Linked DNA regions of Homo sapiens: regions 1 and 2 are each linked to region 3. Evidence: chromatin loops called from intact Hi-C (ENCODE). Cell type or tissue: IMR-90. All regions are shown on one strand.

Evidence for each region. Peaks named below come from ENCODE experiments on the same cell type or tissue, not always from the same donor. Only the 100,000 strongest peaks of a DNase experiment are listed, where the experiment ranks them.
Region 1: it touches region 3 in a loop (8-fold over the local background); 9 of 110 quality-filtered maps call a loop at or near these places.
Region 2: it touches region 3 in a loop (7-fold over the local background); 81 of 110 quality-filtered maps call a loop at or near these places.

What each region holds. Positions count from the first base shown.
Region 1 is chr11:122,081,568-122,089,567 of GRCh38, forward strand. It overlaps MIR100HG (mir-100-let-7a-2-mir-125b-1 cluster host gene), which reads right to left. Exons shown (of 5, transcript NR_137179.1): 5 at 7,536-8,000. Among named protein-coding and RNA genes, the nearest start is that of MIR125B1, 14 kb to the right of the region's middle. In IMR-90, no CTCF peak of the experiment used is centred here; a DNase peak (open chromatin) is centred at 3,894; H3K27ac peaks cover 478 bases.
Region 2 is chr11:122,098,231-122,106,230 of GRCh38, forward strand. The region is part of intron 4 of MIR100HG (mir-100-let-7a-2-mir-125b-1 cluster host gene); the gene reads right to left. It overlaps MIR125B1 (microRNA 125b-1), which reads right to left and starts at 1,614; the gene lies at 1,527-1,614. RefSeq lists an enhancer at 7,347-7,847. In IMR-90, a CTCF peak has its summit at 3,616; DNase peaks (open chromatin) are centred at 1,251, 2,551, 3,611, 3,961 and 2 weaker places; H3K4me3 peaks cover 5,006 bases; H3K27ac peaks cover 5,996 bases.
Region 3 is chr11:121,651,560-121,659,559 of GRCh38, forward strand. No RefSeq gene overlaps it. Among named protein-coding and RNA genes, the nearest start is that of SORL1-AS1, 200 kb to the left of the region's middle. RefSeq lists an enhancer at 4,278-4,487. In IMR-90, CTCF peaks have their summits at 1,569 (motif pointing right), 4,093 (motif pointing right) and 4,608; DNase peaks (open chromatin) are centred at 4,232 and 4,742; H3K4me3 peaks cover 1,206 bases; H3K27ac peaks cover 3,251 bases.

The DNA.
Region 1 (8,000 bases), 430 kb after region 3:
GACAGAAGATTTCCTACTCTACTTACCCTAAATCTCCTCTTTCAAGTAAGGATAATTATCAACCCAATAAGATAGCAAGAAAGAGAAAAATCCAGTTATTTAAAACATCAGTGTATGCACTATAGTAATCTCAATTATTCACATACAAAATGTTGCCTTTTTTGATTACCTGAAGCAAAATGTTGATCCCAGATCAACTTTCTCTGGCTATCCATCATTTATCTAGATAGCTTCTTCCTAGCATCAGTAGTTGTTAAGAAAAAAAAAAAAAAAAAAAAAAAACATGTAAATATGAGGCCAATGAAAACAAACAAATAAAACTAACCATGCAAAACTAACTTCACTTCTTTCTTTGTTAGTTATTAGACTGATAGCTTTGGGGAATGACATTTGGAATCCTAACTTCAGTATGTGACTTGACTCAGCTTCTTATGATCTCTTTTGGGTAAGTTTGAGTCAAACATTTGAATAAGATGACTCTGAAAAACAATCTTAATTTAGCAGATGTCTTAGGATAAAAAAAATATTGGGAGATGGAATGATGAGTTGAATTTTAGGATGAGGGAAATAGAGTTTGACAGCAGCATGTATAGAAAAGACTTAAGTGTTTTAATAGATGGTAAGATAAGATGAATCAATACTGATAGATGGTTGCTAAAAAGATTAATAGGAATTTTATTCCTGGAAATCCAGTACTTAGGGAAAAATTTTATAAAGGTGATCATCATGCATTTCTTCCCATTTGTCAGTCCACATCTAGAAAAAAGCATTCAATCCAGAGTAGCACATTTAACAAGGCAACCAAACCAACTGGAATGTGGAGACTCACAAGAATGATGAAGGCATGTGAAATAATGCCATGGGAGGAATGACTGCAAGTGCTAAGGGTGTGCAGCCCAGAGAAAAATGACTCTGGACGGAACATGATTTCTTCTTTGAAATATCTGTAAGACTGACAAATAGAAGAGAGACTAGACTTAATAGACTTACACTATATCTCCTAAGGCTAAAATAAGAAACAATAAAAGACGATGCCTTTGTGATTCAATATTAAGAAAAAGTATTCGGCAGGCACGGTGGCTCACGCCTGTAATCCCAGCACATTGGGAGGCCGAGGCAGGTGGATTACCTGAGGTCAGGAGTTTGAGACCAGCCTGGGCGACATGGTGAAACCCCATCTCTACTGAAAAACAAACAAACAAACAAACAAACAAACAAACAAACAAACGAAAATTAGCTGGGCATGGTGGTATGTGCCTGTAATCCCAGCTACTCGGGAGGCTGAGGCAAAAGAATCGCTTGAACCAGGGAGTCAGAGGTTGCGTGAGCCGAGTTTGTGCCACTGCACTCCAGCCTGGTGACAAAGCGAGACTCTGTCTCAATTAGAAAGAAAGAAAGAAAGAAAGAAAGAAAGAAAGAAAGAAAGAAAGAAAGAAAGAAAGAAAGAAAGAAAGAAAGAAAGAAAGAGAGACAGAGAGAAAGAGAGAAAGAAAGAAAGAAAGAAAGAAGGAAGGAAGGAAGGAAGGAAAGAAAGAAAGAAAGAAAGAAAGAAAGAAAGAAAGAAAGAAAGAAAGAAAGAAAGAAAGAAAGAAAGAAAGAAAGAAAAAGTATTCAAATGATCTGAGTTGTCCAAAGATGGAATTGCTGATCAGGAATGTGGTCCATTATAAGCTAACAGGAAATTCAAGCAAAAGATGGCCTTTGTGGCTTCTTCATCAGTGAAAGTCTATGAACCTAGAATTAAAAAGGGAATTTGACTGAAGTGAGCATCTAAGGCATATTCTGAAGACCATATTCATTTTTTATAACATCTGCACCCTGCTCCTCTCTGTTAACCTGGGTATTTAAAAGCCAGTGGTGTGTAATCTAAAGACCTTCTCAAAACACTATACCATATTTACATTCAACATCTCTGTAAAGTAAGAACAAGTCAACTACCTTGTTTCTCTTCTTACTGAAGAGCTAACTCTACTATGGAAATTGTAAAGAAAATAATTATCGATAGAGTTAGATCTATAACATAGCCCCTTTGATTCACGAAAATGAAACTTTGAACATGTGTCTCTTGACCTTCACTGTCTAACATTCCTCCCCAAACTCTCCCTAATGTTGATTGCTTAGTTTATTAATTCAAGTTCGTTGAATAAGTCATAGTCTACAATCACGATAGTAGTTTATGAGAGCAAGTGTTGCTGTTACTCCAAGTGCGTGGGGAAGTTGCAGAGGTCCTTTTCTAGAGGCCTTCAAGATAAGTTGCAGAGGTCCTTTTCTAGATAGTGTGATTATTCTACCATTGGCTCGTTCCTACTTTTCCACTGAACCTACCAGTTATCACACTATGAGCAGAGTAAGGAAAAACTCTGTAATACTTGTGTATTACAGTGCTACTGCACTTTTAATTTTCTCCCTCCCACTATTGGTAAGCAATGATATAGCCTCCTCAACACAATACCTAATGCTGGGTACTGTAATAATCATGGTGCACTGCTCACAATCCCTGTGGCAAGCATTTACACTGCTCTAAGCACCAGCAAGAAAAGAAACAAAAAAAATTTTTTGTGGTTCCTTTTAGTCCTTGAGTATATCACAAGTTTAACCCTAATTGGATTTACCTGATGTCAGTAAATGACCTGGGACTTTCGGCAGTCATTATCCCAAAGGGTAATAATCAGAAAGTTGAGAGGAAAAAACCTAAAATGGCACTTATCTAATGTGGGAAATTAAGTGACTTAGATAGTTATGTACAAAGGGTATAACCAGAGCCAAGTGTAATGTCCCATGTGATTTTTACTAGGAGAGACTAGTTTTAATAGTTTCATCTTTGGACAACCCTCCTTTCTAAGCATGTACCTGCCACTTAGGGATCCCCAACCCAACACGCTGAGGCTCATTTCATCATTATTTTCATCATCCTAGTAAAAATTCACTAGGATCTTTTAAGCCAGGATAACCAACTTCTCAAAGTGTTGAAAAACTTGGTGGCTGATATATGCATGGACTAAGTTATGTATATAAGTTAATAAACCCACACACACACACACACACACACATCTTTTAGGACTGGTTTGCCTGAAGTCTTGACATCATGGAATGTCAAATGTCAAATGTCTTTAAAATATGATTATCGGCTGGGCACGGTGACTCATGTCTGTAATCCTGGCACTTTGGGAGCCTGAGGCGGGTGGATCATGAGGTCAGGAGTTCGAGACCAGCCTGGTCAATATGGTGAAACCCTGTCTGTGCTAAAAATACAAAAATTGAGGCTGGGTGCAGTGGCTCACACCTGTAGTCCCAGCTACTTGGGAGGCTGAGGCAGAAGAATCGCTTGAACCCAGGAGGCAAAGGTTGCAGTCAGCCAAGATCATGCCACTGCACTCCAGCCTGGGCGACAGAGCAAGACTCAGTCTAAAAAAAAAAAAAATATATATATATATATATATATAATATACATGATATATCATGTATATTATATATATATTTATCTGAGTCTCCTAAATGAAGAGAGAGTAAACTGGCAGAGAAATACGCATAAAATAATAATTTGACATTCCACATTGTTGTTATCTATATATAGTGTTTTCCTTGAGGTTAGCAGATGCCAGAATTCCTAGATCAATTAAATAGTGCACCCTTTGCCCACAACTTCCTTTGTAAAAGCTGAATATACAATATACTAACAGATTTTTCAAAATATCTATTTTTCATTTTTAAAAGTATCCCTATTTAAAATGTAGGAGCCTAAAAATATACACAAACCAAATGTTGATTCATTGTAGGAGTTGCATGTTATGATTCCCTCATTGCATCTGGTAACTGCATGTGGTTAGCTACACTTGGTACGACTGGATACAGCTTGACATATTCTGGGATTTATTAAAATGTAAATGACAAAGCAGAAAAGAATGTTCAGACAATTGGATTACTCCATTGACTGAATGTTCCAATACTGTATCTATTTTTGTCAAAGCAATGGTGGTTCCTGCTGTGGAATGCTGAATGGAATATTCCATTGCAGGGCATGGGGAGAACTTGCATAAAAGAAATTGAAACCTAATCATTTAATTTTTAATTCACCTCTCTAAAAGCAACACATTGCCAATACTTGTAAAAGAAATTATGATAATTTTGGCACACAATTATTGGAAGATCATCATTTTCAACTATTTATTCAGTGTCTATTATTGGTTCTGTAACTTCATTCATGAAAACAATGATACATTTGCTTGTTTTTGCTCTTGGCCTTGGCTTGTTTTAGCTATGAGCATTATGTGATGAGCATGAATATCTGTGATATGGCAGGGAATATGCACAATCCAAGAGAGACGTTTTCCTGATAGGAACTGTTCTTATTTATTCCAGAGAAGAGAAGGCTGGGAGGTAGTTGTCTTTAAGGACATGAAGGGATTGAGTTTAAAAGAATGGAGGCCGGCTGTTCTTTCTCTCCACAGGGAACAAGAGAAAATGGGATTAAACTACAGCGTGAGGGATTTGGAATAGAAATAAGAATTTCCCAACTGTGTGGAATCTCAAACACTGAAATCCATTTTGAAGGAAGCATGTGGACATTAGTTTTATTTTGATGCCTTTAAAATATGGAACGGCACATTTTCACTATGTGGTTTTTACATGGATGAAGAAGAGCAGATTTGACGACAGAGTTCCAGGATTCTCTTGATCTATGAGTAGAATCTAAAAGCGATGCATGGTGGTAACTGTGAGAAGTAACTATTTTTTATAGTGGTTATTTTTTAATATGAACTTTTCTCATGGGGACAGAGTGTCAATTTTACCTGTACTGTGAAATGTGAAATGGAATGGAATGGAATATAATAAGTTGGGTGGGGACAGATAATGTGGGAGCACAATGCAATTTTTAATTTTGCCTTCCCACTACCATTTCTGCTATTGAGTTATTCAAGTTTAAAGGCAAAATATCCTTCTAGTGGAGTTTAATATATGTATATTGATTTTTGAATTTGTAAAAATGTGCTCAGGATTCCTGGAGAAATGAGCATCCTCTGTACCCTCGTTATGGGCATATATATGTGTATATATATGTATATGTATATGTATACATATATATATACATATATATATGGATATTTTTAAAGGAGCTGCATTTTCACGTTTGATTAGCAGATTAGCAGAATTATTTGAGTATATGGGATTCAAATTGGTCCAAATTCAATTTTGCTGTTAAAAATTATGACTACAGTGGATATTGGTTGTCTCTTGATTTGAAAATAATTATATTTTCCATTTCCCTGAGATAGTTAGTGTAGCAGGAAGAGTGTTGTGTTAAAATCAGAAACCTGGGGGTCAGGTCTTATCTCAATCATGACCTGGCTGTTTGACCTGGACAACTCAGTAACTGTTAAGTATCAGTTTATATTCTGAGGAATAAACAAAACTGTGTTAAACAGATGGTTTTCCTTCTAATATGCTATCAATTATTGATACCAAAAACTCTCGATTTTCTGAGCTGAGTCTAAGATTATGTTCCCGTAAGTCAACAGTTCTCAACTTTGCCTGCACATTCCAATCTCCAGCGGAGCTTTAGAAAATTCAAATTCCTAGGCCACACTCACACCAACTAAGTCAGAATCTGTCCCAGGTATCAGTATTTTCAAAACTCCCCAGGTGGTTACGATATACAGCCAGGGTTTAAAACTCATGCTTTGGATACAGTGCAGTAAGGAACTGAAATAATCATATTAATGTTATCTATTATGAGTGTGAGAATTGTGTCCATCTTGTTCCTTCCTGTATCCTCAAACCTGAACAAAGTGCCCAGCACGTAGTAGGTGCTCAGTAAATAGTTAATATTTTTAGGAAACTTTGGCCAATTACTAAAAGATATAGGGCATATCAAAGTAGATGGCTGTATCTACTTTAATCATTTTTATGTTCATCTCATTCACTTAATAAGAGCTCAATTCTCTTCTTTTTTTGGTCTGTATAACGTCAAAAGAAAGTGAAATAATAGGTAATATTTTGCTGCAATACAATTCACCTATCCTTAGGATGAAATTTTAAAAAATTGTCTATCACATTCTCTAGAGAAGGGGCCCTTTGGAAGCTAAAGACATGTCTCCTACATGACTTTACACATCTAGGTAAAAATTAAGAAAACTAATTGTCTTTATGTGTCCAGGTGTGATATTCATTCAGCGGACACTTACGAAGTACTTTTGATGCCAAGCATTGTGGTAGGCTATCGTAGACTTTCCTGACCAGGGTTTTATGCTAGAATTGAACCCTAATGCTCTGAGCGTCTTTACCCGTGATGAATTATTTTCCTTCCTTTGCATGTAAAATTGTATTTTTAATATATCATTCTTGGGAGAATTGAGGAAATAGCATTCAAATCATATCTTTGTTCTCTGTGGTTCACATAGCAAACCCCAGTTAAGAAAGGGCTGCAAGTCTGGAGGATAAAATAACAAGCAAAACATAGCATTTATCTTCTGGAGTGGCACTATCCAATGGAAGTTTCTCAGTGATAGATGTGTTCTATATCTGTGCTGTTCAACAGAGTGGCCACCAGTTGCATGTGGCTATTGAGAACTTGCGATGTGAGCAATGCAACTGAGGAACTAAATTTTTACTTTTACTTAATATTAATTAATTGAAATTGAAATAGCCACATATGATGAGTGGCTACCTTGTTGAATGGTGCAGCTCTAGAATCTCATATTCAAATATGAGCACAACACTGGAAGATAAATGCTAATACGAGGTAAGCTCAGAATGACATGAAAGCGCCTAGGTGGGGAAGCTAGTCTTAGCGCTGGTAGAGGTTGGGGTGAAAACTTTCCAGAGAAAATGACTTCTAGGATGGGATGTGAAGGATGAGGGATGGAGTTTGGAAGGTGTAGTGGAGAAAGTACTAGGTAGAAGCTGAAGTGTGTGAGAAAGCCCAGAAGATAGAGGGAACATTAAGAAAAGGCAGGTGGATGGCACGAGCCTAGAATCACAGAGGGGCTGAAGAGTTGATGAGTCCAGAGAGGACTGTTGGAGCCAGGATCAGGGCATGAAGGGCTTTAGGTGTCACGATATCTCAAGGGCAATGGGAAGCCAGTGAAGAGTTTGAAGCCATGGAATAATACAATCATATTCGTGGTTTAGAGAGATTTCCCCGGCTGCCCCTTGGCAGTGTGGAGAGGAAAACTGGAGGCATGGTGCTGTAGTCCAGGTGAGAAATGAGTGTTGTTCTTTAATGCAGTAGCATAGATGGAGAGAAGTAGACATATTTGAACAATGGAAAGAGAAAAAAAATCAAAAGATTACCTGAGTGATTGACCATGGCTGGCGGAGATGGAAGAGACAAGGACCAGACCTTGGTTTCTGACTTGGTAGATGACAGTACCTTTTATTTAAAGGTAACATGGGATCCTTTAGAAGTTGTCTCCACATTTAAATTTTCCTATCACATTAGCTGACTTGTTCCTCGTGGATCTTGAAACTAACTTTGATATACACTAGTGAAAACAAATAAATTATAAGAGCATGCTTTTTCAAGAAATCAACACAAATTCACAGTTGATGCAACATTGCTTTTATTGGGGGTTAGGAACATATGACAAAGTCACATAAAATGTCAACAAAGTCACACTTTGTGCTTGGCTGCTCTTTAAAAAAAAAAAAAAACCCTGTTTATTTATGAACTCACTCAATGAGAACTATGTGAGATGTGGCCAACAATTATCATGCTTAAAACAGGACGGCCAGAGCCATGAGGAGATTGAAGTCTGACAATGCTAGCTAGCTAAGTGGAAATTTACCATTGTCAAATATCAGATACTTCCACACATTTAGATGTTTGTCCATAAGTAGACCCAGCTTAGCTGACTCCTTTGAGAAAGAATTGTGTCTCAAACCTCTGTTATTCAGCTGGCCATATTATTAATCATTACTAAATGCCAGCCACATGCAAAGGGGATGGAAAAGAAGAATGAGATTTGCTCAGTTTTAGCTTTCTGTGGCTGAAGTATTTTTGA
Region 2 (8,000 bases), 450 kb after region 3:
TTCGTAAGTTAAATAGATGCCTTGCTATAATTTCCAAATACCTATGCATACACATCAGCTAAGGTAGGGGAAGTCATTAAACCATTGAATATAAACTAACGATGACTCGACAATCAAATAACTATTTTTTTTGAAGCACATTCGGACTATCAAAGACTGGAAAGTAATATTCTAATATTACTACACAAGAGGTTTCAACAAAAGACGTGGTGCAATCGTTGCATAGTTCATATTCTCAGTTCAATTTTCTGATACAAAATGGTTTCTTGATTGCAATTTGGCATTAATGACTAAAATTGCAATAAACACTTAAAATAAAAAACAATAACAGGCAAAGAACAGTTTCCCTAACCTTCAATTACATGTATAAAACAAGGCTACAACCAATATAAAGTCTTTAGAAGAAGAAAGCATTTGGATTGGGGTTGATTTAGGTGTTTTTCAAACATAGAAGAGAAATGTTGGCCCAATAATACGAAAATTGTTTAAATGATATTTTATACTAGAATTTTTCACAACAAAGGAAAGGTAAGTTACTGTTTCTCTTCCCCAACTACGAGACAGCCCTAAATCACTGAAATGATTCAGTTATAAAAAGTTACAGCTCAAGAAAACTACAAACTAGGTAATGCTAGCCATTACCTTAAGAAAGGATAATTTTAAATGTACAGTTTGGGTGTTATAAAACCTTTTTTGGATTGAATTTAAGTACTGATAAAATTTTCCTTAGTTTTAAAATGAAAACCAGTATTTGTTACTCCCAAAGAATACGATAATTGTGTTTGCTGTTGCTGTTGCTTTCATTTTACATATTTAGAAGATTTATTTCCAATCTTTATCACCTTTATATCCATAAAGTATAACATTTTGTAAAAGATACCAAGCAAGGAGGTGGTATCCCTCCTTTTATTTTTAAAAAATCTTGCAAAGTCATACAAACTTAATTTTTATTAATACCATAACTTCCATCCTTTGTGTGGAATTGCAAGAATAGAATTTTAACCTATTAATATTTTACTCCAAACTATTAGTTTGCCTTTATCTGCGTCTGTATGTTCACTGTCTAGCCATCCATGATACACATGTGTGGACACTGAATATATAATATATTCACATGCCCATTTTAATTGGGCACAATTTTAAGATTAACTGTGGAGTTTGAAAGTTGGAGACATGGGGCATGCTGGGACTTCAGCTGAGATGTTCTGAGGTCAAGCACCAGGTACTGAGCTGTTCTTGTTACGCTCGTATACTACTGCGTGTTGCTCTCAAGGAATAGACCAGGCAGATGAGTTCCACAAGCCTCAGGCATCAATAACATGCATACATACACATAGCAGCCAACACGCTATTAAAGCAAAATATATACCTACTTTAACAGAAATCCAGGAGCTGCCACTCTCTGGTCACCTGATCCCATCTAACAATGAAAACCTCAGAGGTATACTCAATCACCTCAGACAAACTTTCTTTTCTTTTGTTTTTGCTTTAAAGAATAAAATTCCACCAAATTTCCAGGATGCAAAAGCACGACTCGCAGCTCCCAAGAGCCTAACCCGTGGATTTAAACGGTAAACATCACAAGTTAGGGTCTCAGGGACTGAGAGGAGCGCAACAATGTTTTCTTTCTTGAGACAAAGCAAAGCAAAACAAGAATGACAGGCAATTTCTGTTCGAGGTTCATAACTAAGATGCAACAAACAGGTGGTATGGTATTTCTTCTCTAAGCTCCTTTCCTTCACAAAATTGAGATTCCGTTTAAGCCTAATACATATATACACACATACGCAGTATCTGGGGGCGCATATACAATCACGCACATACACATACGATCACGAGTACATCAGAGAAAACTCTTTCAAGATTTGGGCAAAATAGTTCACTAAAACGGAAAATAATATGCACAGACTCAGAAATGCCCAAGTTTTTAAAACCATAGTCTACAATAAGGATTTAGTGTCTTTTCAAAGCTTTAATTTACGACTAGCACAAATGACTGAAGAGAAAATAGGAGGCATCTCTTTCCCCCAGGGCAAGTATGCCGCATGCAAAAATCATAGAAATCGGGTTTTCAAAGGAGAAGACCAAGAAGTAGGATTCGGAGGCTATAGAAGTGTAAAGACGAATAGCGTTCTGAACTCACCCATTCGAAGCGGAGCGGGGCCCGCACAGCCTCCTGTGGCACCATCCCGAGCAAGGGGGGAAAATGAGAGCTCTCAGTGCGCTAGGCTGGGCGAGGTGTTTCAATAGAGGACGGAGAACGGGGGCGGGGAGGGGAGGCGGGGGCAGGAAGCGATACACCAAATCTCGAGACTGTAACTCTGTAGCTTATGCTTTGACGAGAGAAAAAAGGGCAGTTGGGTGGGAGTGGAGGGAGGGGCTGGAACTGATCAAATTTGGAAAATATTCACTTAAAAATTAAAAAAAGGCGGGGGGGGGGGGGGAGTATGAAACCTCCCCAGAGCTGCTTTTTGAAAAATTTCTTCCTTCTTTCTTTAGCGTGCACTTTGCCAGTCCTGCAAACGGAGGCTTCGTCTGCATCAGCTGCTTGGCTGAAGTCAAGGCCAAATCACCAAGAGCGAGCACCAGGCTGTCATTTGGTAGACACGAAGTGGGAAGGGCTGGGTGCGGGCTGGGGAGAGACATTCCCCCCGCACCTCCCGCTGCGGATTCTTTGAAGCCTTTGGCCAATATTTCAGAGGAATCCGAAGCATAATTCCCCTCCATCTTCGCAGACAGCCCCTGGTTCTGTACCTGATAGATTGTCGCTTTCCTCATCAGACTGGAAGTGGGGCTTTCCTGTGCCGCCACCAAAAATGAAAGGAAAAGGAGGGGAGGCAGATGGGAAGATGACCCTTTTACAAATGTTTCTTCTCCTTTTTCTTTCTGTTTTTCATTTCATTTCTTTCTTCTTCTTGTTCTTCTTTTATTCCAGGCCTGAGCAAGGTAGATGGCTGGCTAGTCAAAGAGAATGACAAAGCAGCCACAGCCAGGAGGACACTGGAGAGGCCTCAACGCACTTAGTAAAAATGCTAAATATTTTTTTAGATATTTCCATATGCAACTAAAAACAGTTAGAGCTCTAGACTCTCCCCCTCCCCTCCTTTAAAAATGGAATCATACTAGCAACACAGCTAAATTATGTCTCTTCTCCCTCTGTACAGTGTCTGTTTAGCAGCCCCCCCACCCCCACCTTCAAGACAACTTTTTTCTCACCTCTGTGGGTTCTTCTCAGGCACAATCCTCCGTTGAGCTCAGAGGCTCTCCTTTTTCTCTCCCTTCCCTTTTCCTTTTCCTCTCAGAAAAGCTAGTCTGTCATCATCACACCTAGCTTCTCTCTCGCTCGCTCAACCTCTCTCCTTTTCTCTTTTACCATTAAAATATAATAATAATAATGGCCCTTTCGACATAGCAGCATGAAGTGGCTGCCTTTGAGAAGCACATTTAATCTTTACTGGCTCCCCTAGGCTTCAGTGAAGAAGGAGAAGGCAAGGAAAAAAAAAGGAGAGAGAGAAAAAAAGATTGTAAGGGAGGCTGCTGACGGACAGCAGGCATCAGGCACAAATCAGCGACAAGTTGAATTTTCCTAGACCACACTGCCCCCTTTCTTCTCGGCTTGCTCCCTGGGCTCCTGGAAAGCCTGAGTGTCTGGTTACAGGAGGCAACGGGTCTCTTTTTGCCAACCATGGTGCAGATTCCTCGCATGCCTGCTTAAATCTCTGGCAGAATAAGAAATCAATATCCCCCTCTAATCACCTTTAGCTCTTCGATGGCTTCCCCCCTTTTCTGAGAATCCACTTGGCTCTCCTCGCCGCTCCCCCGCCCTGCCGGGCTCCTACATACAAAGCTTGCAGCCCTGTCATTTCTCACTTCCTTCCATATCTTGGAGACAAGCCTCTCTTCTAATATCCTCTCGCGCTTGCTCCCTCTCCTGTTGTAGTGTGTCTCATCCCTGACTTGCAGTGCTGGATGCACTAAGGCATCTCCCTGACTACTAATGAGGCCAAAAATACATCAGCAGGTCAGGGGGAAGGCCAGACACTGCATTATACAAATACAAAAAATTTCTCAGCCCGCAAGACCTAGAGATCAGGTATCACATTTTCGAAAAGGAAAAACAGGGAGGGAAAGAAGTGAGGAAGGGAGACCACAGTGCAGTTCTCTGCCTAACTGTTTCACATCCTAGGGGAATTTCAAGCACACATGCATGTATGAGTGCAGGTGATGGATTTTGTGAATCTTGGTGGCCTTTCTTTATGGACGGAAAGTCAACAATGCCCAAATATTTCTTTGCAATCAGCATTTAGCGGGATAAAAGAGCAATGATTCGGATCTACATTTAAGATATGTAGACTCTCTGTTCAGGCATGTGATGACTACAGAGCTAAAATTCCCTTTCCTTCCAGTGGCTGGGGTTTGCTCGTTGACTGTATTTGCCATATGTATTAATTTACCATCTATGTGCCCTTGGATTTTGAAATGAACTCATCAGTCACTGAAGCTCATCCTGACCCTTTGCTTTCACTGCAGGCATTTTCCTTATTCCTGAAGCATGTTTTTCCTCTTCAAATGTCTGACAGACACATATACACTTCATCGATCAGCCTCAAGTTCCCCAATAATGACAAGTAATATTTCAGATGACAAAAAAAAAGAGGCACAAGAAAAAAGGAAGACATCCTAAGTTGATTGGGGGAGCATCTCCTCTCATTTCTGTTGGCACTCATTTTTAAAGCTCTGCTCTGCTGTGATCCTTTAAGGCATGGATCTGCCGAAAATTAGGGTCTCTACCTATCTATGTACACAGTGGGTATGTTACCGTTCTAACCCAATTTTCCTGCCTAGAATCATGCAGACAACCGGCAGCGTGGTATTAAATATAATGTCAGATTCTGTAAATAGCAAGGAAAGGGAGAAAGGTATCTGAGGATGCAGGTTTCCTCCAAGTCAATATTTTTAAAAGATAGTTTCTTTGTGCTCAACTCAGACATAATTGTGCTTTGTCTCTGACTGTGAGACCTGCAGAAGCATACCTAGATGCCAAGGAAAAGGAGAAAATGCACAAATAAGAAGAAGATACAGACAGAGGAAGAAGGGAGAGGAGAGAAGTAGAGAGGAAAGGCGAGGAGCGCATAACAGCTAAAGGCAAAATGAGAGTGTTGGATTTTTGTAATACTTTTTTTTTCTTTTTGTCGTTATTGGGAAGGAGAAAGAGGTGGTTGCCAGGAGTTGGTGACTAGGTTAGAATCTTTTTCAGATTTGGCTAACGGGGTGTTTTCACTAGACTGATGGAGAAAAAAGAAACACGCTAGAATAATCATGAAGGGTGGAGCTGTTAAAAAAAAAAGTCTTTGACTCACTGGGTGCCTCCCTGTACACCAAAATGAATCATTCCTAACCAGAATCATCAATTGTCTTAGTGTACTTCTATATGAAGGCCAGATTATGGGAATCATGTCATTGCACCCATCTTCAAAACGAAGGGTAAATAGAGGACGAGATTTCCCGAGACTCTTTTAAACCTCTCTATATTTGCAACAATAGTTCAGCATGATTTTCACATAATAAGCTAATTTGCTCTTGCTTGTATTCACTCTGCTTACAAAGATATACAAATATATAGCTTATGAAAGTTTTGCTATGAACACATCATTTTCTCTATACAACTCAGCGATGTCTTTGGAGGATACTTATTTCAAGCAGTTAACACCTGACCCCAATTTCTGTGGGTAATTAGTGAGCTAGATAACCACACAAAGTGGGTAATTATTTAGTACCCAAGGGTACGCTAGAAGTGGGTAGTGGCTTTGTTAACAAAAGCACATCTCTAATTGTTGTATCTATGATGGGTGTTTTAAAAATACCAGTTACTATATCAAGTGAACCATGATAAATAAGTGAACTAGTTTGCTGTCCTTAGCATATACATATGTATCTTCTATCGTGGGTAATAATATTTACCTCTCTTGTATGGAGTGTTGTGAAGATTAATTAGTTAACATCTGTAAGACTCTCAGAAGATGAAATATTGCTAGAGGCCTTCTAAATACTGTATTATTATTGTTATTATTACCTTGGCTAAAAATCCCAGAATGGGAGAAATGGAGAAGGTAAATGTTATTGTCTGGTCTATGTCTAAGTTTGCAAATATGCTGAGATCACAAACATAATGAGTTTGATTATGGGGAGTAGTTTCCTACCTGACAGAGTCTAACCCACACTGTAATAGAAAAGAAAGGCAGAAGGTATTTCATTGACAGCTGGCTCTGGTTGGATCTGAGGAACTGAACTGGGATAGAAGTGGAGAGGAAAGGGAGGAGCAGGAAGAAGGAGTCACTGATGGGCTGGGAGGAAGCCGAAATCTGCTGGACCACACCCTCCTTCCAAAGTCTTTCTATCCTTCTCTCTCACAAGCAGCAAATAAGCACAAAAACCCCCAAAGAAGATATCTATGCAAGTCCTGGGACAAATTCAGCATAATGACAATCTATCTGCCAGTTACATAGCATTGATTCTGGAGGAGAACCATCAGCACAAATTATTATAACAAATGCACGTACATTTGAAAATATTACAATGTTGAGAATAGGCACACACAGATCAACCTCAGATAACTTTAACCCAGGTTATGAGCAGCGATGAAGAAGCAACTTTTTAATTGCTTTTATGACTCACTCTCGGGGGAGAAGGGGGTATTATTAATTTTTGCCAAGAAAGAAAGAAAATAAAAAAGAAAGGAAAGAAGAAAAAAAAGGAAAAGAAAATCCCATGCTTTCAGGGACCTAATTCTGGAGAACAACCAAGCCTTGAAAACAAACAACAACAACAACAAAAACTTACTGCTGCTTTCTCTGTAAATTGCCCATCTCCTTGAGCTGGCTGTCTGGCTCTGGCTGAGGCAGGACAGACAGAGGCCTCTTGGAATCCAAATCTTCAAGTAGGCTCACCACATTTTTTCTTTCAAAGCAAGGTTGTCCTGGGGATTAACCCTAGGAGTCTGGGAGATGCAAGCATGTGGGGAGGGTGAAGAAAAAGACGCAAAGATGTTGTATTCAGTCCAGTTGACGGCTTCCAGGGAATGGAAAAAGGAAAGGACCCCATGAGCCAGCCAACAGGTACCACTGCCGAAATCTCTGCTGGAGGATGGCCTTTGGAACACGTGCTTATGCTGTGATTGGAGGCCAGTGGTGTGATGAGCACCTTTTAAGAGTTTGGGAGCAGAGGGAAAATTTCTCCAAAAGCCACCCAAGCCAGGCTTCTGACCTGAAGCCCAGTATGTGTCACCCCCTCTCTGAGCTCAGAACTACAAAGGCTGACTGGCATTCTCCAACCCGCCCAGCTCCTTTCAAACCCACAGACTGTGCCAGACTGGCCCCACCTCCCACTGCAGCAAATGCTGTAGCCCCGCTCCATGCTGTGTTGTAAGGAGCCAGACTTCCGTTTTAATTGTCCTACCTGGCCGTCCCCTCTGCCACTACCCCTGGCTCTTGGTTCCTGGCATGGTTTCAAAGGCCCAATCAATGGCTTTCCCTCCCCCATCGGAATCTTAAACACTGCTAGTTCTCCCTTTTCCAAATTTTATCTCTTTCAAACTTAAATGTTTTTATGTCTTGTACTTTGTTTCATGTCTAGCCACCACCACCTCGTTTCTTTGGCCACTCTCATTCTCTTGTTTGACACTTTTTTTTGCCATGTCTTGTCTCATATTAGGACTGAAAACCCAAACCAAAAGTCAGCTGCTAGCATCTTTCCCTTATCCTCCCCTGCATTATATTTAATGTATCTGACAATCCAATGGATCTCAAGGCATGTCCTAAAATCTCACCTAAAAAGAGTTGAAGCCAGCAGAGAGCAGGTGTGTATGTGTGTGTTAAATAACCTAACTATGTGAATGTAGCAGGAAAGGGCCTGATGCATGTGGGTGGAAGGAAGAACAGAAGAAAGGAATCTGGTATACTTAAAAACATTTAGGATAAAAGCAATGAAAGCTAATTGTGGCA
Region 3 (8,000 bases):
ACCAAATCACCTCCCAAAGGCCTCACCTCCTTATACCATCACAATGGGGATCAGGTTGCAACCTATAAATTTTGGGGGGATACAAATATTCAGTCTCTAGCACAGATCATTATAACACAAAGGGGGATCTGACTGATGGTGGGTGCTTGATTGAAAGAGAGGAATGGGGAGGACAAGACATCCCTCCATCACCACCACCACACTGTGCAGAAGGGAGGGACCATTGTTCTGTTTCTCCCAGCATCTGGCAGTGGAAGCCTATGGCCCTGGGTCAGAGCAGGCCTGGGGAAGGGATTGCTGACCCCAACCATTGTCTCATCTCCCAAGGGAATGGAAGGAGCTCTGCTCTCAGGAATCCCTTGCTTTCATTCCCCATTTACTCACCTCATGTCCCCAGCACTATGCTAAGCCCTGGGGATGTAGCTACAAAGGAGGCAGCGACTGCCCTGTAGTCCTCAAGCTGGAGAGGACCAGCATGGCCAAGCGCCAGGACCGAGGCAGGTGCACAGTGCTGTTGGGACATAAAGCGGGGAAGAAAACAGCCCAGTGTTTGGGGAAGTTGGTAATGATTAAGGGTAGGACTGGCATTTGACTTGGGCCATGAGGAATGAGGAGGAGTTTGCCTAGCAGGGAGTGAGGTGAGGGTGGCTGTGTGAAGACTGTGGTCTGTGGTGGGGTGCTGAAATTTGGTGCTGCTGCAGGTCACAGGTTGGTTGGGGGACTGGAGTCAGGGTGAGGTGCAGAAGCAGAAGTCAGAAGGACCTAAAGGACTTAATGGGAGAAAGTTTCCTTCCCCCCTTTCTCCCCACTTCATGCCCAGTGCTTCCGAGGGAAAAAAGATCATTACGACGTCTGGGAGTCCAAGGTTCTAGAATTTGTATCTGGCTTGTGTAGTCCACCCATTCATTTTACACCCGTGGAAAGTGAGGCATGCCTGCGTGTCATAAGATGACAATACACAATAGAGCTAGAACTTTCCTTCTGGAAAACCAACAGCATCCTTCAAGTCCAGAGCAAATTGTATTGGAACAAATGGCTGCTTCCCTCACAGTCCTCCAGAAGGGCAGCTCTGGGCTCCGAGCACCTTGAACTTGCCCTGAGCCTTCAGCTCTTACCTCCACAGGTTCTGACCTGCACTTTCCCCCCGTGTCTCATGGTCAGAGTGCTTATTAGGCTTTCAGAGGTGGAGATGTGGGTGGGGTAGGTCAGGTAGTGCAGAGTGACTACAAATGTACCTTGTTTTACGCTGCACATGCATTCTGCAAATTTGTATGTCAGTCTTTTTATTTCCTGCAAATTCAATAGAATCTTAAAGAAATTAGGGGGAGTTGTCGTTTAATGGAGTTCAAACCTGCCTCTTTTTAATCAAGTGAAGGGTCCTTTTGTAATGCAAATAATGTCTTCGTTTTGTGAGCTGAGATTCTGTCTTGGCTTTCTTTAAATGAGACACACCTCTAAGGGGCAAATGTGGGGCTCACATGCAGCATTTTAAATGCAGGCCAGCGTCCATCCTCTGCCTTTGTTGTAACACTTGCTTTGGTGGTCTTTGTTTATATCAGGTATTATTTTGGCCACTGGAGGGCCCTCCAGATAGAGAATGACTGGAGAATCCCAAATGCGTTCCCTTAGCCCAGACTTCAGTTCACACCCAGATTTTTGAGCCTGCAGCATTTCTTGCAAATCGGATTTAACTGGGGAGACTAGCAGTAGCATTGATGTTTCTTTTATGTAGGAATTTAAGCATAAAAGGAACCTCTATTTAAAAGAGCAGCTTTTGGATTATAGTCTATTTGGAGCTGGAAAGGAGGTGCTAATCTTGTATATGGAGAGTGATCTTGCAGAATTTAGCGCAGCTTAGGAGAGCAGAGCTTTGAACAAAGGTTATTTCTCTGTGTGAAGAGAATCACACCAAGATGTATGGCGTGAAGTGGGGCAACAGAAATTATTTTTTATAATGAGGAAAAAGAGAGTCTTATATAGGCCTGGAAAAATAGTTGGGAGGTTGGCATCCTAAGCCTAGTAAAGCACAAAATCACCAAAGTTTATTTTCATGCCACATATTTTTTCATCTGCAGTTTTTCTACCCTCTTGCTGGAGCCTAGTTCAGAGATTTTATTTTGCCGAATGTTGACAAAACACCCTAAATTCTGGGCTCACAGTTGTCAATGCAGCATGAAAAATTTCAGCCCTCAATAGATTCAAACACAGACCTGTTGCAAAACCAGATAGAAATGAGGAAAACTGTCAAGAAGAGTCCAGAAAAGAAATACGGGTCAGTGACAAGGTTTCCTCAGTTTATAAAACAAAGAAAATTCATCAGAACTCTCCACATCAGCCCAATACCAAACCAGATTAAAGTGCTGTCTCATGTTCTAATCTTCTGAGGCCTGAAACAAAAAGTGAAGTTGATTGTGTTGATTCGCATGGCTCCCCTGAACTAGTAATCTTTCAACATCAGAGCGGAGCAGGTGACTGACCAACGGACTTGTAGATGGCTTTGGGGATTTGTTTGCGCCCTCATAATTTGAGAACGTGAGTCCTGTGGGAACGGATGTGGCCACTGGGGATATAGCTGGTGGCAAGCTCTGTGAGGATCGGGATGGTTCTTACATTTTTTGTCCAGCTGTAAAATGGGAAGGAGGCTTTTTTCCGACTCATCCCTTAGCGTAAAGTTCCCATTCCCACGCAAATGGCAGCTCTTTCTATACTTATTTGGGAGTGAAATGGAAGAAGGGATGGAATGGAGAGGATCCGTTTCCTTTTTGAACTTGGGAGTTTATAGGTAAGTGGGCAAAAATGAGCCTACGGAAGAGACTAACTTCGGTCCGGATCAGCAGCATTTGCTCTTCTGGGAACCTCAGCTGTGGGCAGCAGAGAGCTGAGGGTGTGTTTGGTAGCTGCGTGTAAAGGGAGGCACTGTGCTTAATGAGGTCTGCAAGCCTCGATCTTTTCATTTGACCCAGGTTTTTCTCCCTTGGATTAACCTCTCTGTGTGTTGTTGGGAAGTACTGTTCATCTGGTTGTAGCTCAGAATTTTGTACCTGGCCCAGAGGAGATTCCTGGGAGTGGAATCTAGGTCCCCACCCAATTCTGATTGTGAGTAATGGATGCCGTTTGGATGGGAACTGTAGAGGATTTATCTTTAACGCCAGAGGGCTGGAGGTCAGAGCTGAAGCAGGTTGATTAAAATCAGTTACTCAGGGGATTTGACTACACAACCCAAAACACAAGCTGGAGGAATCCAGCTTCTTCTCAGAACTGCCCCCAAATACTGAGGAAAGGTAGATTCGAGGTCTGCAATCCTCGCCTTGCTTCTCAACTCAGAGCTGTCATTGTCTCAAACACGCACTTGACACTAAACATACATTTTTCTCTGACATATTTGTATTGTTTTTTAAGCTGTATGACAAATAGTTATGCTGAGTGAGTTCCGGGCACCTAGCAGGCAGGCAGTAAATATTTGCTGTACATCGAAAGAATGCCGTTGGCTTGGCTGTCAGTATGGCTCCGATTCAGAACCATCCCATTGCTGGGTTCTTGAAGCTGGGAGGATTGCACGTTGAAGGGCTGGTCAAGCCCTGCCTGACCAGAAAGGTCTCTGTGAATACTTTGGTCATAGAGACCAGAAAGGTCTCTGTGAATACTGGAACATTCTCAGACATGCCGAGCAAAAGCTACCATCGCAGGCAAGAGGGACGGTGGGGGGAAGTGCAGCTGGGAGTTTTCATAGAGACGTGGTTCCTTTGTTCTGGTAGATTTCAGCCAGAAAGAACAGCAAATTTTTACTGTCTGCAAACCACTAAGGAGCTACTCCCCTCCCCCTTTACCTCCTTCCTTCCCAACCTGGGAATTCATTTGCTGCTTCTCTCTCCTCCTCCTCTGCCCTCGGGCAGTCCTCAGGGACAAAGCTCTTTGTTGTGAACACTCCGAGACAATACGGGATTGCACAGTCCCCAGGGCACAATCGGGGCTGTCCTCCATGGAGAGTGATCGCCCGGGCAGAGACCCCCACCTGTTGATCTCCCCCTTCCCGGGGCGAGTGGCAACCTGCATTGTGCTGGGGACGCACGCGTTTCCACAGCAGGCTCAGCAGATGGTGCTGGTGAGCAAAGCCATTCCCGTCCCTCTCGCGCCCCTCCCCACCGCCAGAGCCTCGCTGGTCTAAAGCAAAAACAGATGTTTTCATCATTTCTGGATCTGGCATGTGACTCGCAGTTCAGCAATGCGCCGACATAACCCAGAGTTGTACGTCCCCATCATCCCCCGCAAAATAAAAATCCTGAACTTAAACGAGCCTTCCTCCTAGGCGAGCCACTGACACATGATCTGTGTAATCCACCCGGCACGTGTTTAATCGGACTCCAACTGCAACTGCCTTTGTAGCCAGCCCCGGCTCTATAATTGGGAAGTTGTCTTTTTTTCAGCGAAGACACGGGACAGCCAGACTAGCTATCTTTACACCAAGGGCTGGGAAGAGGCGCTAGCCTTTTAAAATAGCCCTGGTCTGGCTGGCTGGCGAACCTGTCTGCGTGGGAGCCGGTGAGCGGGGCCAGAGCAAAACAGGAAGGCCGCGGCGGCGCACCCTGTTCCCGGCGCCCTCGGCAGGTGGCAGCATTGGCCCGAGCTGGCCTCTGCCGCTGGCCAGCCCCAAAGCAGGGCCCTTTTACTTTCGGTGGCCTCAAAATTATTAGTTCCAGATGAGTTCTTGCAATTGTAATATTTGGTTTAACCCAATCTGCCCGACTGCGTCAGCGCACGTTCAAATACAGCCGTCTGAAGTCTACCCAGACATCAGAGGCATGTTTCGGGGGTGTCAACATTCCTTACCCTTTGAAAGAATTAAAGCAAAACAAAACAAAACAAAAAAAGGAGGCTGATTTATCCCAAAACGAAAGAAGGGTGAACAGGCGTGGGGCTAGGGTGCCTGAGAGGGAGCGAGCAGTGGACATTCAGGGAAGGCGTAACAATGGAACTTTGTCCAGGAGGCCCGCTAGAGTGGAACTGGATTTATTTGTTGAACTAGAAAGGGACCTCTAGGTTCTTTGAAGGTTAGAGCAAATAAGCAAAACTGGCGTGCATTTGGTTTACCAACAGCAGAGTCCTTCAAGTCACGTAGGCTGCTATTGTCAGACACAAAACGCGTTGTTTCTGGGGCTGGGCCTCTGCTTAACACTTGGCTTGGTGTCCCAGGAAGGGGGCAGTGGAGGAGGGGGCTCCCCATCTTAGCACACAGCTTTTAGGGGCACTCTGAATGTCTGCCAAGGATGTAGACTGGGTTTCCTAAGGACAGCAGCCTAGGCCGCAGAGGACTCGTTTAGAAGACAGGAGCCCTCCTGCAGGCCCTCTGGCGAGTGGACTGGCTGGAGTCGTCAAGTGTCTTGTAAACGGCCCTGCTGTGGTTTTACTGCAACACCGTGGAGCTGGACACGGGGGAGACTAGGGACCCATCCCGGTGGTCTCAGGGTATTACAGATGCATGAGCTGAGGCTAAAAGACTCCCTCTGACCCCCAGGGCAGAGCAGCAAAATGTGCAAAGGGAGCCCAGAAATCCTGCTCCAACCACCAGCCAGGAAAGGGTGTCTCTTCCCTTAGCAGAGATGGAATAACCTGGCCTTGAAAAGACAGCCTCTGTCAAGCAGTCCCCCACACCCCTTCCCCCTGCCTGCACCTCACTTTTAAATCTGTGCTCAAATTCTTCAGTAAGATTCCTGCTAGTCGACTACAGGGAGCCTGACCGTTTCCCTGCAGGTCTCTGGCTCAACATGGTACTGATCAAAAGCTGGCACCAGTCTGGCAGATGCTTTAAGTCCTGCATGTCGGGAGCTAGCGGCTGGTGCTGGCATCAGCCAGCCAGGCAGACAGAGTGGCCATCTTGTTAGATGTGGTTGGGGCCTCGCTCATCACTTACCTGCTGCAGGGGCCACCCCACTGTGTGGAGGAGGCGTAGGAAAGATGGTGGGACCTCCACACATCTGTTCCAATACCTCCAGAGTGTTTAGGGACCCAGACTTCCTGCTATCCTCCTTTCAGTCTGAAAACTACATGTGTCCCTGCAGATTGTTGGGAAAGTGCTGATTGTCTTGGCGGGAGCCTCACCCTGATCCTAGAGGGGACTTGGCCTTGGAGGGAAATAGGCAAATTAGGCATTCAGGTGAGTACAATGGTTCGAGGCCTGTGTGCGTAGAATGGCTAAGGAATTCCAGTATTCCTTTCCATTGCTTCATTTACTTTATTCCCTTCTGAGAATCAGTTTTTGGACATGCTATAATCCAGAAATTCTCAGTCTTGCGTACTTAAGAATTGCCTGGACCCTACCCCCAGAGCTGCTGAAATCACAATGAAAAGGGGTTGGGGATAGGGGTCATGATTTTACTCCCTGCCCAGGTGGTTGTAATGTACAGCTAGAAGCTAAAAAACAAAATTTAAAAATCACTGCATTTCTAACCCAAATTCCCTTGATTTACAGATGAGGTTCCTAAGAGTTAAGCGGCTCAGCCAAGGTCACACAAATTCAAGTCCAAGTATGGAATTTCTGTATAAGACCTCCTTGCTCCTCAGCAATGATTGAGGCTTTTCCTCAATCTTTGAACCCATTAATGACAGAGCCAGTCACTTCTTTTCCCTGTTTAATGAAACCCTCTATCAGCCACAACGTGTGTTGCTGTTGCCTATAAGAAATTCCTCTTACAGTCGGCTCTCTGTATCCATGGGTCCTTCATCCATGGATTCAATTGGCCTCAGATACAAAATATTAAAAAAAAAAAATATATATATATATATATATATATATGTATGTATATATGGATGGCTGTGTCTGTACTGAACATGTAGACTTTGTTTCTTGTCATTATTCTCTAAACAATACAGTATATCAACTATTCACATAGCATTTACATTGTATTAGGTATTATAAGTAATCTAGAGATGATTTAAAGTATGTAGAAGGATGTGTGTAGGTTTTATGCAAATCCTACACCATTTCATCTAAAGAGACTTTAGCATCCATGAATTTTGGTATCTGCGAGGGTCCTGGAACCAATTCCCCACAAATACCGAGAGAGAACAGTACTTACTGGGGAATTTTCAACTTTGTAGCTTTAAATAAAGGCTTATACTGAGACCTTTAGAAATGAAAATCTAACCCCCGCCAACCCTGATTTCCCTTATTTATCACTTATGTTCCCAAAAGGGATTCATACCTGCAGATGGCCATCATGGTGATAACTGCTTTGCAATGATTTGTTTTTAGGGATGAGGCTCCTGGGCCCTAGAAAAGTTTAGTGCCGTGTTTGGGCCAAAGTAGATGGCAGAGGCAAAGTGAACATGGAGGCACCCACTTCCCAGCCCTTGGTGACATCACTGCTTTAATCTCACCTCTCTTCCCCTGGGGCTGCTCAAGGTGCTGTTTTCTTGTTAGTCGTCACCTGCTGGAGGTAACAAACACCCTCAGAAATACGTCTGTCCTCTGTGGGCAAGGAAGCAGTCACTGGCTTAACCCTATGTTTCTGAGAATTGGTTTGACTTGAATATTTTGAGATCTTTGATGCTTGAAGGTTGAGGAAGTTACCATATTACCATAACTCATTGGGAACAAGGGAGAAAAAGAGCCCAGACATTGTGGTCACCAGGTAAAGTGGAAAGGAAGCTGGACAGGGAGTCAGGCAACGGTGTCCTGTGTGACCTTGGACAAGCCATTGTATCACTATGGGCCCAAGTTTTTTCCTCTGGAAAAAAGCCAGGAAGTTGGACATGATCTCTGAGGTCTCTCCCAGCTCTGACATTCCATGGGACAACGAGTTCCTCATCTCTGGGACCTTCCTTTTGTCGGTCAGATGTGAGGCTCTGGATTCTCTTCTCTCTCTAAGTCAATTACTCTTGAGGCATTTCCCCAGTGACCTTAGGACTAACTCATGATTTTTAAACATGGAGGTCAGAACATGAGCAGCCACACAAAAACAACGACTTGGTTCCCTACCCAGTGCCTGGTGACTTCACAAAGG